Linked DNA regions of Homo sapiens: region 1 is linked to region 2. Evidence: chromatin contacts called from ENCODE Hi-C or POLR2A ChIA-PET data. All regions are on one chromosome and are shown on one strand. The core of a region is the stretch at or near the end of the contact, and the rest is flanking DNA. Distances in the headings are between cores, read along the strand shown.

Region 1 (6,502 bases), core at 3,106-5,605, 98 kb before region 2:
GTTTTGTTTTTGAGATGGGGCCTCACTCTGTCACCCCGGCTGCAGTGCAGTGGCACAATCACAGCTCACTGCAGCCTTAATCACCCGGACTCAAGCAATCCTCCCACCTCAGACTCCCAAGTAACTGGGACCACAGGCACACAACCATGCCTGGCTAGTTTTTAAAAAAATTATTATTTGTAGAGATGAGGTCTATGTTACCCAGGCTGGTAATATGTTTTAATATCGAATTATAGCTATCAGTTACCTTTTGCCAAGCTTAAACCTGATATTGTCATGTAAATTTATTTAACAAATTTCACTTATTAGCAGAGCATGTCTGAAACTCCTCCTGGAGAATATACTTTATGTATACTTTCACGGCTTAACAGTTCAATTTTTCTCTATTGCTATAAAAACAATTTTAGTTATTCTTGGAAAAGAGAAAGGTTGTATTGACAAAACCTTGCAATTATAAGATAGAGTTATGAGTTTTTCTGCCTAAATTAAGGGACATTGTACACAACCACTGTCCTGTCCTGTTCAACATTCATGTCACAAAAGACAGAAAGGCTGAGGAACTGCTCCAGATTAACAGGAACTAAAGAGACATTACAACTAAATGCAATTCCTGAATTCCGCTTGGGTCTTGAATTCTGGATTTTGGGAAAATTCTATAAAGGCTATTGTTGAGCCAACTGAGTTTGAAATATGGACTGTGTGCTAAATTTTCTGAATTTGATGATTACGTTGTGGTTATGTTAAAAAAATTCTGTTTCCAAGAGTTACACGCTGAAGTATTTAAGTGTTAAAGGGAGTGAAGTCTGCCATTTATTTTCAAATAGTTCAGAAAACAACAACAACAACATATAACTGTGAAGACAGACAGAAAGAGATCAATTTAGAAAAGTAAATGTAGGCTGGGCACCATGGCTCATGCCTGTAATCCCAGCACTTTGGGAACCCAAGGCAGGTGGATTGCTTGAGTCCAGGAGTTCGAGACCAGCTTGGGCAACATGGTAAAACTCTGTGTCTACAAAAAATACAAAAATTAGCTGGGAATTTTGGCATGTGCCTGTAGTCCCAGTTACTCAAGAGGCTGAGGCAGGAGGATGGCTTGAGCCCAGGAGGCAGAAGTTGAAGTGAGCTGTGATCGTGCCACTGCACTCCAGCGTGGGCAACAGAGCGAGATCCTGTCTCAAGAAAAAACAAACAACAAAAGTAAATGTAGCAAAGCGTTAACAACTGATGAATCTGAGTGAAGGGTACACGAGAGTTTTCTAACTATCCTTGCAACTTTTGTAAGTTTGCAATAATTTCAAAAAAATGAAAAGAAAAAAATTTTAAAGTCTCTTTTAGAGCACATTTAACTTTTCTTTCCAAGTGGTGTGGAGTGGGATATGATCAAAGACAATTTTAGCTGTTAAATTTCAGTCAAATGTGAGATGAGACCCTTTCCACAATTTATGACTCTCATATACCACATTATCTGTTCAGTGAAAGGGAATGAATGAAGGAAAAGATAAAAATGCAAAAATAAAATAGACAAAGGCATTCAAGTGAAAAATAAAGAATTAGTGACTGTCTTCTAACAGATTAACTCCGTACTAAGAAAAATTTAACTAATAAAAAATAGAATAGTAGACACCGGGTGCGGCGTCTCATGCCTGTAATTCTAGCACTTTGGGAAGCCTAGACGGCTGGGTCTCTTGAAGTCAGGAGTTTGAGACCAGCCTGGCCAACATGACAAAACTCCATTTCTACTAAAAATACAAAAATTAGCTGGCGCATGCCTATATAGTCTCAGCTACTCAGGAGGCTGAGGGACAAGAATCTCTTGAACCTGGGAGGTGGAGGTTGCAGTGAGCCGGGATCATGCCACTGCACTCCAGCCTGGTGACAGAGTGAGGCTCTGTCTCAAAAAAAAAAAAAAAAAAAAAGAATAGTATAATGAACACCCACTTATCCATAACCTAGAGTTAACAATTGCCAACATATTACCATATTTATTATTTATTATTCATGTATTATTTTTTGCTAATGTATTTTAAAGTAAAGATGTTGCCAGGTATGGTGGCTCAGGCCTGTAATCTCAGCGCTTTGGGAGGCCGAGGCAGGAGGATTGCTTGAGCCTAGGAGATTGAGACCAGCCTGGGCAACATAATGAGACCCCTGTCTCTACAAAAATTACAAAAAAAAAAAATTAACTGAGCATAGTGACTCATGCCTGTGGTCCCAGCTACTTGGGAGGCTGAGGTGGAAGGATCGCTTGAGCTTGGGGGGTTGAAGCTGCAATGAGCCATGATTGCACCAGTGCACTCCAGTGTGGGTGACAGAATGAGACCTCATCTCAAAAACGAAAACAGATGTCATGATCTTTTGCCCCTAATACTTCAGTGGGAACATCTAAAAACACACATTTTTTTCTTCTTTTTTAAAATTTATTTTACTTTTAAGTTCTGGGAGACATGTGCAGAATGTGCAGACTTGTTACATAGGTATACATGTGCCGTGATGGTTTGCTGCACCTATCAACCCGTCATCTAGGTTTTAAGCCCCGCATACATTCGGTATTTCTCCTAATGCTCTCCCTCCCCTTGCCCCCCACCCCTGACTGGCCCTGGTGTGTGAAGTTGCCTTCCCCGTGTCCATGTATCCTCATTGTTCAACTCCCACTTATGAGTGAGAGCATGAGGTGTTTGGTTTTCTGTTCCTGTGTTAGTTTGCTGAGAATGATGGCTTCCAGCTTCATCTATGCCCCTGCAAAGGACATGAACCAACTCTTTTTTATGGCTGCATAGTATTCCATGGTGTATATGTGACACATTTTCTTTATCCAGGCTATCATTGATGGGCATTTGGGTTGGTTCCAAGTCTTTGTTATTGTAAATAGTGCTGAAATAAACATATGAAAACACATATTTTTTAAAAAAATTTTTTCTTTTTTTTTCCTAAACAATTATGTGGATTAAAATTTCTTTTCTTTATATAACATCATTAATATTCCTAATATAGTTTGGATACTTGTCCCCTCCAAATCTCATGTTGAAATTTGATCCTCAATTTTGGATCATGGGGGTAGATCTCTCATGAAGGGCTTTCTGCCGCCCTCACGGTGGCAATGAGTGACTTTTCCCTCTATTAGTTCCTCTGAGATATGATTTCTAAAAAGAGCCTGGCACCTTCCTTCCCTCTCTCTTGCTCCCTGTCACCTTCCACCGTGAATGAAAACTGCCTGAGGTCCCCACCAGAAGCAGATGCTCAATGCCATGCTTCTTGTACAGCCTCTAGAAACATGAGCCAAATAAACCTCTTTTCTTAATAAATTACCCAGCCTCGGGTATTCTTTTATAGCAACCCAAAATGAACTAAGACAATAGCTAACAAGATTAACAATAATTCCTTAAAGCACCTGATTCCTTGTCCATATTGAAATTTCTTCATTTGATCCCAAATGTGTCTTCCATTGATCCACTCAGATAAAGATCCAGTCAAAGACTACATGTTGTACTTGATTATTGTGCATTTTAAGTCTCTCGTGGTCTGAAACAGTTCCCTTCCTTGCTCTGGCCTGTAACTATTTTCCTCTTTTGACCAGCAAATAATCTGTGGTGGCAGGGTGGAGAGGGTGTCAATACAAAGTTTGACTAAGGTTGAGTATATATAACATGGGCTAATCATACAAAAATATTTTACTTATTTATTTATTTATTTTTGAGACAGAGTCTCGCTCTGTCACCCAGGCTGCAGTGCAGTGGTGTGATCTTGGCTCACTGCAACCTCCACCTGCCAGGTTCTAGTGATTCTTGTGCCTCAGCCTCCCGAGTAGCTGGGATTACAGGCATGTGCCACTGCACCCAGCTGAAAAATCTTTTATTTAAACGCCACTGATGTTTGTCTTTCCTAGAAACAAACTGAATATGAACATGGAAGTCAGTATTATTTTTACTATTTTCTCCAGCAGAATGACTTTACCACTCTCAACTTGTGGTTAGCACGAGATATTACATCTAGATACTTCCGAAGGCAGAGGGGAGCAAGAGAAGAAAAGTCATATTAGGACCTAATAATCCTCTTGTTCCCCTCAAAATCCAAACCCCAAATCTAAATCGGTGATACCGACTTTTAAAAGCAAAGCTGCAAATAGGTGATGTGGGTCCCCTCTCCCTCCCCCACTCCAAACAACTTGAGCCTTGTGTAAGCAGCTGCCAGACCTGCCCCGGGGCAAGGAAGAGCATGCAGCAGGTCAGGACGGTATATGACATGCTGGCACAAACACCCGTTGTCCCACCTCCACCCTTTCCACCCTCCGTGCGTCAGCTCCCCTGCAGCACATGCCGTGAGCAACTGTGCTGCTGACAGTGTTATTTCCTGTCACGAAATGAAATGTGTAAATGAAAGTACAAAAGAATGGAGGGATGACTGGTGGCCCTGTCACACTGGTGACACCTAGGGCCTAGCTGTAGGAAACATGTCTGGCTGGCTGCCCCGCCTCCTCACGCCAGTGCTTTTCCCAGCCTGAGCATCTCCATCTCTCAGTGATATGCTGTCCAGGCTTGGAACATTCTGCTCCTTTGGCCACTCCAGGTGTGGGCATCTCTTGCCTCCTGTTTTACATTGGTTTTTCAGTCTGTCACAGTTGAATCCCTTTAGCTGTTCACACTGTACTGAGATTATGGGCCCATGGATCTCTGTGCTGGAAGGGATGTCATTGGCACCAGCACCCACCCAACAAATAGTGGAATGTCCTTGTCACTATTGCTTATATGCAGTTGGTGAAGTGGTTAAGAGCAAAGACACCCTTGGTTCACATTCCTGGCACCTACTGGCTATATAATCTTACACAAATTACTTAGTCGCTTTTAGTTTCCTCATTTGTAAAATGTGTGGATTGGCAGGATGAATATCTATCTGTAAAACACACACAGCAGTGCCTAGCTCATAGCAAGCATTCTATAAGTGTTGCTATTTGCATATACCTGTCCAATCTCTTCATAAACACATCCAGGGATGTGAAGCTCATGAAGCTACCTTTACAAGGAAGCAAGCTCATAAAACAAGACATTTAATCTTTGGTGAATTCCAACAATCAGATACAGCTCCTTATAGTGTGTGATTATTATAGGGAAAGAAGGAAATGTGTTGCCAAAAATATACTGGGCCTTGTGGAAGATTTTTGGCTACATTCTTGTCACCTTGTGGAATTATTTATTCCCATTTTATCAATTTGCATGTGGCAAAACTGAAGCACAGAGGATTTGGGAAATTTGTCCAGAGTCAAACAATGAGTAGATGGTTGAGTCAGGATTTGAACTTGGGCTTTTTAGACTCTAGCATCTTCAAATATTGGAAGATAGTAGTCATTTTCCAATGAGACTTTAGTTTTTCACAGTGGTTGGCACATAATAAGTTATCAAATGATAGATATTGTGATCTATTTGTTTGTTTTGTTTTTTGAGACAGGGTCTTGCTCTGTCACCCAGGCTGGAGTGCGGTGGCACTATCATGGCTTACTGTAGCCTCAACTTCCCAGGGTCAAGGGATCCTCCCACTTCAGCCTCCTGAGTAACTGGGACCACAGGCGTGTGCCACCACGTGAAGCAAATTCTCGTATTTTTTGTAGAGATGGGGTTTCACCATGTTGCACAGGCAGGCTGGTTTTGAACTTCGGGCGACCTGCCTCGGCCTTCCAAAGTGTTAGGATTACAGGCATGAGCCATCATGCCTGGCCATGACTGTTAGTTTCTATAATACTTTGTATGTTGTCAAGGCCCTTTTGAACCATCCCTTCCTGCATACAATATGCATTTATTCGAACCCTCCATCAGATGCTTGGCTTAGGCTCTTCTTGGTCATGGCCAGGATGGAGTGCTCCTGAAGCAGCCTGTTTCATTTTGGATAGCTCTTATAATTGGCTTTATTCATTTATTTATTCAATGAATATCTAATGAGAGCTGAGATCTCAGTATGTCAAGCACTGAGCTATACACTGGGGATACAATGGGAAATGAAAACAGCAAATTCTTCAAAAGAGTGAAACATATTTTGCATAGATTGATCTTCCACCTACTGCTATCACTTCTGCCCTCTGAAGCAACAGAAACAAAAGGTTAATTTGTGCTCCCCACAATAGCTCTTCATATATTTGAAGATGGTTTTTCAGTTTCCTGTGTGACTAAGATTTTTTTTCTCCAGGCTCTCCTTGTAACAGTAGTATTTTCTTTAATACTGCAGATGATCCAAAGATGATGAAAGAAAATAGGTCTTATTTACTTTTTCTGAGACTCTGTTTTCTTATCTGTGAAATGAGGATAATTATACCCAACAGATGATATTGTATTACTTGTCTGAAACAGAGTAAACATGTCTGTGCATTAGTGTGCATTAACAACATTAAATAACTTTAACTATGCAAACGTGTACTATGTATTCTTATAAATGGGTCAGATTGACTAATTTACTGCGTAACCACTCTGTGGGGGTAGGTAATGAATATTCTTATTTTACAGAGAAGACAATGAAA
Region 2 (6,259 bases), core at 2,873-5,372:
AACCCTCTGTCGCACTGACGGTCTTGGACAGCATTGCACTATGATTGTGATACAGGAAGTCATCACCTGGGTCACTTGGAAATGACTGGAAAAGAGTAAATTGATTTTTGAAGTGGCTGAGTGTGCAATCGCTCTTACAGAGCACTAGTCTGATTGGTTTTCTTTGATGTCTCTGAAGAAAGCTGCACAGGAGAGAAACCTTTCTTTTTCTGGGTTGGTGAGACCCTGCCTGGAGGCAAGGAGATGAACTCAGGGTGTTTTCTGCCTTTGCCGCAGATGTTGATTTATACACCCGCTTTCATTTAATGGAACCATTAAGGAAGGAACTTAAGCTTTCCCCAAATTAAAGGCCTATCTAGCTTTAGAATCATTTTCCAATAGCTTATGCTTTATAGAACCGGATGCCAATAAATTCTATGAAGTCACTGGATTATTTGGATGTAACATTAAATGTATATATGTCGTTCTGTCTTCTGGCTTAAGACACTTGTACAGCCTCAATTTTCTTGCAGGATTTAAAGATTTTTCCTAATGTTGAAAATACATGCACTCACTTCCCCTAAAACAATCCAGGACATAAATCTCACCACAAGTATTTAGGACAACATGGTAGTCCTGCAAGGTACCCCATAGATTTAAGAGGTAAAACCAACTCATTAACAGAAAGGCTTTTAAGATACTGGTAATGCTGTTTCTTGATCTGCCTCTGGTTATGCAGATAGGTTTCGTTTGCAAAAATTCAGTGTGTGTGTAACATTTTAACAAAGTGTTAAGAAGGTATGGAGCAACTGGCAGTGACTTCTAGGGAGACTGAGCACGTGTCTATGTGTATAGGGTTGCGGGGTGACCTGTAAATGATCTTATGGGTAATTCTGACCTATTGAAGAAGGTCAGGTCTGCAGGGTAGCCGTGCTTAGACTGCTGCACTAATTTTAGATTGTGTCACCACTGCTTTAGAAAGACTACAGTAGGCCAGGCACGGTGGCTCACACCTGTAATCCTAGCACTTTGGGAGTCTGAGGCAGGAGGATCACCTGAGGTCAGGAGTTCGAGACCAGCCTGGCCAACATGGTGAAACCTCATCTCTACTAAAAATACAAAAAACTAGCCGGCATGTTGGTGGCACCTATAATCCCAGCTACTCGGGAGGCTGAGGCAGGAGAACTGCTTGAACCTAGGAGGCAGTTTGCAGTGAGCCAAGATTGTACCACTGAACTCCAGCCTGAGCAACAGAGCGCGACTCTGTCTCTAAAAAAAAAAGAAAGAAAGAAAGACTACCATAAAGAACCCATACCAGCATGAAACTTAAGGTACTTAATCTTAAGAACCATCGAGACCCACATTAAGACATACCACACAAATTTCAACTTCCTGTAGGTATCCTTGATGACTCTGAAAATAAATCAATCTAATGTTACCTTTTAATTAATAAGAGCTACTCAGAGCCCCCTAAACACTGATTTGTTCTTGAAAATTTTTGTTTCAGTAATACCGGCCAAGAGTTCAGGCACAGTGGCTCATGCCTATAATCCCAGCACTTTGGGAGGCCATGGCGGGACGATTGCTTGAGGCCGGGAGTTCAAGACTAGCCTGGGCAATGTAATGAGACCCTGTCTCTATGAAAAATTTAAAAATTATCTGGGTATGTGGGCACATACCTGTAGTCTCACCTACTGAGGAGGCTAGGACAGGAAGATCCCTTGAGCCCAAGAGTTTGAGGCTGCAGTAAACTATACTTGCATCACTGCATTCCAGCTGGGGTGACAGAGCAAGGACCCTATCTCTAAAAAAACAAAAGAAAACAAAAATAGTTGCCCAGGCTGGAGTGCAGTGATGTGTCCACAGCTCAATGTAGTCTTGACCTCTCAGGCTCAAGTGACCCTCCTACTTCAGCCTTCCAAGTAGCTGGGACTACACGTGCACACCACCAGCCTGGCTGGTTATTTTTTGTTTTTGTTTTTGTTTTTAATTTTATTATTTTTCTAATTTTTTGTGGAGATGGAGTTTTGCTGTGTTTCCCAGGCTGGTCTTGAACTCCTGGGCTCAAATGATCCTCTCATCTCAGCCTTCCAAAGTGCTGAAATTAAAGGCATGAGCCACTGCACCCGGCTGGCCAAGAACATTTCTGATTAAAGTTTTTGAAAGAGTGAGTTTGTATGTGTACACACACACACACACACACACACACACACACAGAAAATAAATACATTATTAAATATATTGCTAAAGGATATGCAACAGAAGTTGAATAAAAGGAGAGACTCTGTTTCTGAATGGAAAATTAATAAATGTTAATTTCATGGACCAGTTTCATGGAAGATAATTTTTCCATGGACTGGAGGTGGAGGGGGATGGTTTCAGGATGATTCAAGTGCATTACATTTACTTAGTTAAAATATAAATTTGACACATTTCCATTAGTGTCCCAAAAGGTACTTTTCTACTGTACTTGACAGTTGATACTGTAGTTCATCTGGAAGAATAAATGAGAAAGTAGTAAAATATAAACAAATTACAGTAATACAAGGGCTTGTTTTTATCAAATATTAAAATGGACCGTGAAGCCATAGGCCAGCATAGTTTTGGCAGAGAAGAGCAAGATCAGAGAAGAACGGAGAATCCACAGATAGGTCCAAGTATGTATGTTGGCTTACTATGTGACAAAAATGGTAATTCAAACCATGGAAAACACATTTAGTCGTTTATTTATTTTTAGAATTGTGTTTATCCATTTATTTAATAAATAGATAATAGAACTTAAATAAATAGAGTATTTGAAACAAAACAAAACCATTCTCCCATGTTACAGTAGACTTACTCCCTGATAGACAATGGAGAAGGAAGGGTGAGGGGTGGATGACAGGAAATTACTGAATAGGCACAGTGTACATTATTTGGGTGATGGATACCCTAAGTGCCCTGACTTCACCACTATGCAATCCTATGTATGTAATGAAATTGCACTTGTGCCTCACAAATTTATACAAATTATAAACAACAACAACAACAATAGACTATTCCCTAAAAGAGCTGTGCCCCAGACCATCCACTAGGTCAGCAGTCCCCAGCCTTTTTGACATCAGGGACTGGTTTCATGGAAGATAATTTTTCCATGGACTGGAGGTGAAGGGGGATGGTTTCAGGATGATTGAAGCACATTACATTTACTGTGCACTTTTTTTCTATTATTATTACATTGCAATATATAATGAAATAATTACACAGCTCACCATAATGTAAAGTCAGTGGGAGCCCTGAGCTTGTTTTCCTGCAACTAGATGGTCCCATCTGGGGGTGATGATCAACAGATCATTGGGCATTAGATTCTCAGGAGCACACAACCTAGATCCCTCACATGTGCAGTTCCCAATAGGGTTCTGCTCCTATGAGAGTTGAATGCCACAGCTGACCTGACAGGAGGCGGAGCTCAGGCTGTAATGCAAGTGTTGTGGGGTGGCTGTAAATACAGATGAAGCTTCGCTCGCCTGCTCACCTCCTGCTGTGCAACTTGGTTCCTAATCTACTGGTACCCATCCATGGCCCAGGGGTTGGGAAGCCCTGCACTAGGTGAACGTACGTAAATGATTTGGTTTATGTATGCGTTACCCCTTGTAAGAGCAACGTGTGAAGCCCATGGTGGTGGGGTGGAAGAGTGGGAATTGGATGGAAAATCATCTAGACTTTTTTCTTTTTGGAGTTCTGCTTTTATCTAATATTTCTATTCAGCAGTCAGTTCAGAAAGATACTCAGTAGAAAGATACTCATGCTGAAGGATTGAAATTGGCTCTGACTTTCTAAATTTCACATACAGGTCCATTGTTCTGTTGAGCACAAGAGGAGAAATAAAGCAGTTAAACATTTCACACTTACTAGTACCTCTGGGATTAGCCAAACCAGCTCATCTTTATGACAAAGGTTTGTATTTGTATTATTTCATGAAGTTCTTACAGGGCCAGCAACATAGGTAATTTTATGGTGCAATTCAGCTACCAGACCATTTTCATGAGCTTGTTTGCTGGAGTGGGTATCATTAAGATGATTTCTAAATAAGGGCACAATGTGAGAGGAAGTGTGTTGGGATGTGGTTTGTTATCTGGGGCAAAAGGTGGGTGGTGAGAGTTCATTTGCTGATGTAAGGAAGTGCAGAGTTTTTTAATAGCTGCCTTTGTTTTGCTCACCTCCGACTCACCTCCTATATTCTCTTGCTGGAATGTAGCTATAAAAATTGATTTTTTTTCTTTTTCTTTTTTTTTTTTTTTTTTAGGGAGTACCATATTTTTGGGATTCAGTGGAAACTTTAAACCATCATGGACTAAGCTATTTACCAGTCCTGCTGGACAGGGCCTTGGGGTGCTTGAACAATTCATACCTTTGCAGCTGGACGAATATGGTTGTCCCAGAGCCACCACTGTCCGCAGAAGAGACCTGGAACTGCTAAAGCAAGCTTCAAAAGCACATTAGAGACTAACTGTAACTTAAGTGCTGGGGGAAAAAAAATGTGAACTAACTTATTTAATTTATGGCATTTTAAAATGACACTGTTAACCCAACGGAACCATTTTCCAGTTTGATACAGAATGGGGAGAAAAGAAAGCGTTTGAAATTATTGCTTGGATACCAGCTTCATGCACCTTCTAGTTGTACAAAATGTTAAAGACGTTGTTTGTATTTGTAAGGCTGGTGTATTCAGAGAGCAGATCTCTTATTCCTCACTTTCCACCCCCGTATTTTGTAATGACCATGAGCAATGTTTTTACTTTTTGTATAATGGGGTGGGGTGGAGTGGGGGCTTCTGAGAGTCAGCCTGAGGTCTTTAGAGGACCAGCTATTGTAGCACCTTGGATACTTGAAGTTTAATGCTCAGTTGGGTCGGGTGGCAGTTGACTTGGTGGCTGGCATGTTCAGCAGTGCCTGGGGCCCTGTTTCTGGGCAGCCTTTGAGGATTTTCTATGATATTGAATGACAGTTTTAAGTGGCAACTCAGGCCCAGCTCATGCCCTTTTTTGCCTGGACATGTGCTATTTTTATTCACTTATATATCAATTACTTGTAAGGGTTAAACTTTCAAACAGGAAGTATATTGGGACAAAAGGGCTCTTGGGGATTAGATATCCCTTTAATCTGTGACCATTGGGCAAAAAATTTTCCTGCAGCAAAAGTCTGAGGCTGTTGGGACCATTTTTGCAGCTTTAATCCTTAGCCTCTTTTGACTGTATATTTGTGTTTAAAATGCAGAGCTCAACTGAATATTTCCTTTTTTGTTTTGTTTTGTTTTGTTTTAAGAAGTAGGTTGTTTTCCTGAACCGTAAACTTGTATCATTTTAACTTGCACAAAGGAAGTCTGTTCTTGGTATTGCTCTTGCACTTGGGTTTTTTGTTATTGTTTTGTGTGGATTTTTTAAAGCTTTTCTGTTCACCCTCCTGCCAGGAAAATCCCAGAAAGCTTAATGATACCCCAAAATGATTACACCCAGGGAGGAAAAAAAGGAGCGCTTTCTAGGGTCAGAATCGTGGAGAGAATACTCAGAAATGAACCTCTTTAAAGCCTTGCAGGAATGAGTCACTCTTACTTAATGAAATGTTAAAGCCAATTAAAAAGCATGCTGTGATGCCCAGCTTCCCTTTCCACAGGGTGCATGCGTCTCCTGCTGGTGAATCACATGCGGCAAGAGGCAACTGGCTCCACAGCCTGGGATGCTGCCGTACCAAGAGGAAAGAAGCAGCAAAATGCCTTTACGTTGTTCTAAACCCCCGACGCATAAAGTGTAGAGGAGGGATGGCCAAGGGTGGGTGGTAGAAAGTGTGTTCAGGCTGACACTGGCAATGAGTACAGATAATTTCACTTTCCTCTTCTAGGGGCAAAGGCTGATGGCCTCTACCTTTGTATCCAGGAGAAACTGCAGAGCAGCCCTGTGACTTTACAAAATATGCTACCTCAAAGTGCTACCGATAAACCTTTCTAATTGTAAGTGCCCTTACTAAGGGCACATGTCTTAATCAAAGTTAGTTTTTTGTTTTCTGGTTTGTTTTTTTTTTTTGTATATTGATGAATGAGATCTTACCTATTAAATATATTATTGGATTATGGTTCCTGAAGGTCATTAGAGTGTGTGTGTGTGTGTGTGTGTGTGTGTGTGTTTTATGACTTAAATATCTTTACGTGTGTTTTTTAGAGCTTGGTTCTTTAAAGATTTGGAGAAGATATGTAAATTACCAAGGCACTTGGTTTTTCTGTTTTATATACTAATAATCAGGGCCT

Evidence for each region. A loop is a pair of places that touch in the nucleus more often than their neighbours do. ChIA-PET counts read pairs that join two places held with the same protein, here RNA polymerase II (POLR2A). Pooled maps may share reads with other maps.
Region 1: a pooled map shows a loop between it and region 2 (3-fold over the local background). The contact joins two enhancer-like sites. A Hi-C loop is called at or near these places in 1 of 168 maps with a recorded cell type or tissue (psoas muscle) and 5 of 50 pooled maps. POLR2A ChIA-PET finds 5 or more read pairs at or near these places in 10 of 52 experiments (CD4-positive, alpha-beta T cell, CD4-positive, alpha-beta memory T cell, HepG2 and 6 more).

Annotation. Positions count from the first base shown.
Region 1 is chr9:71,781,169-71,787,670 of GRCh38, reverse strand. No RefSeq gene overlaps it. Among named protein-coding and RNA genes, the nearest start is that of CEMIP2, 16 kb to the right of the region's middle. Within about 2 kb of position 4,355, at least 12 of the 41 ENCODE cell types and tissues checked have a DNase peak (open chromatin) inside an H3K27ac peak, as active enhancers do.
Region 2 is chr9:71,683,399-71,689,657 of GRCh38, reverse strand. It overlaps CEMIP2 (cell migration inducing hyaluronidase 2), which reads left to right. Exons shown (of 24, transcript NM_013390.3): 23 at 3,812-3,915; 24 at 4,265-6,259. The coding sequence ends at 4,461. Among named protein-coding and RNA genes, the nearest start is that of CEMIP2, 82 kb to the left of the region's middle. Within about 2 kb of position 4,122, at least 4 of the 41 ENCODE cell types and tissues checked have a DNase peak (open chromatin) inside an H3K27ac peak, as active enhancers do.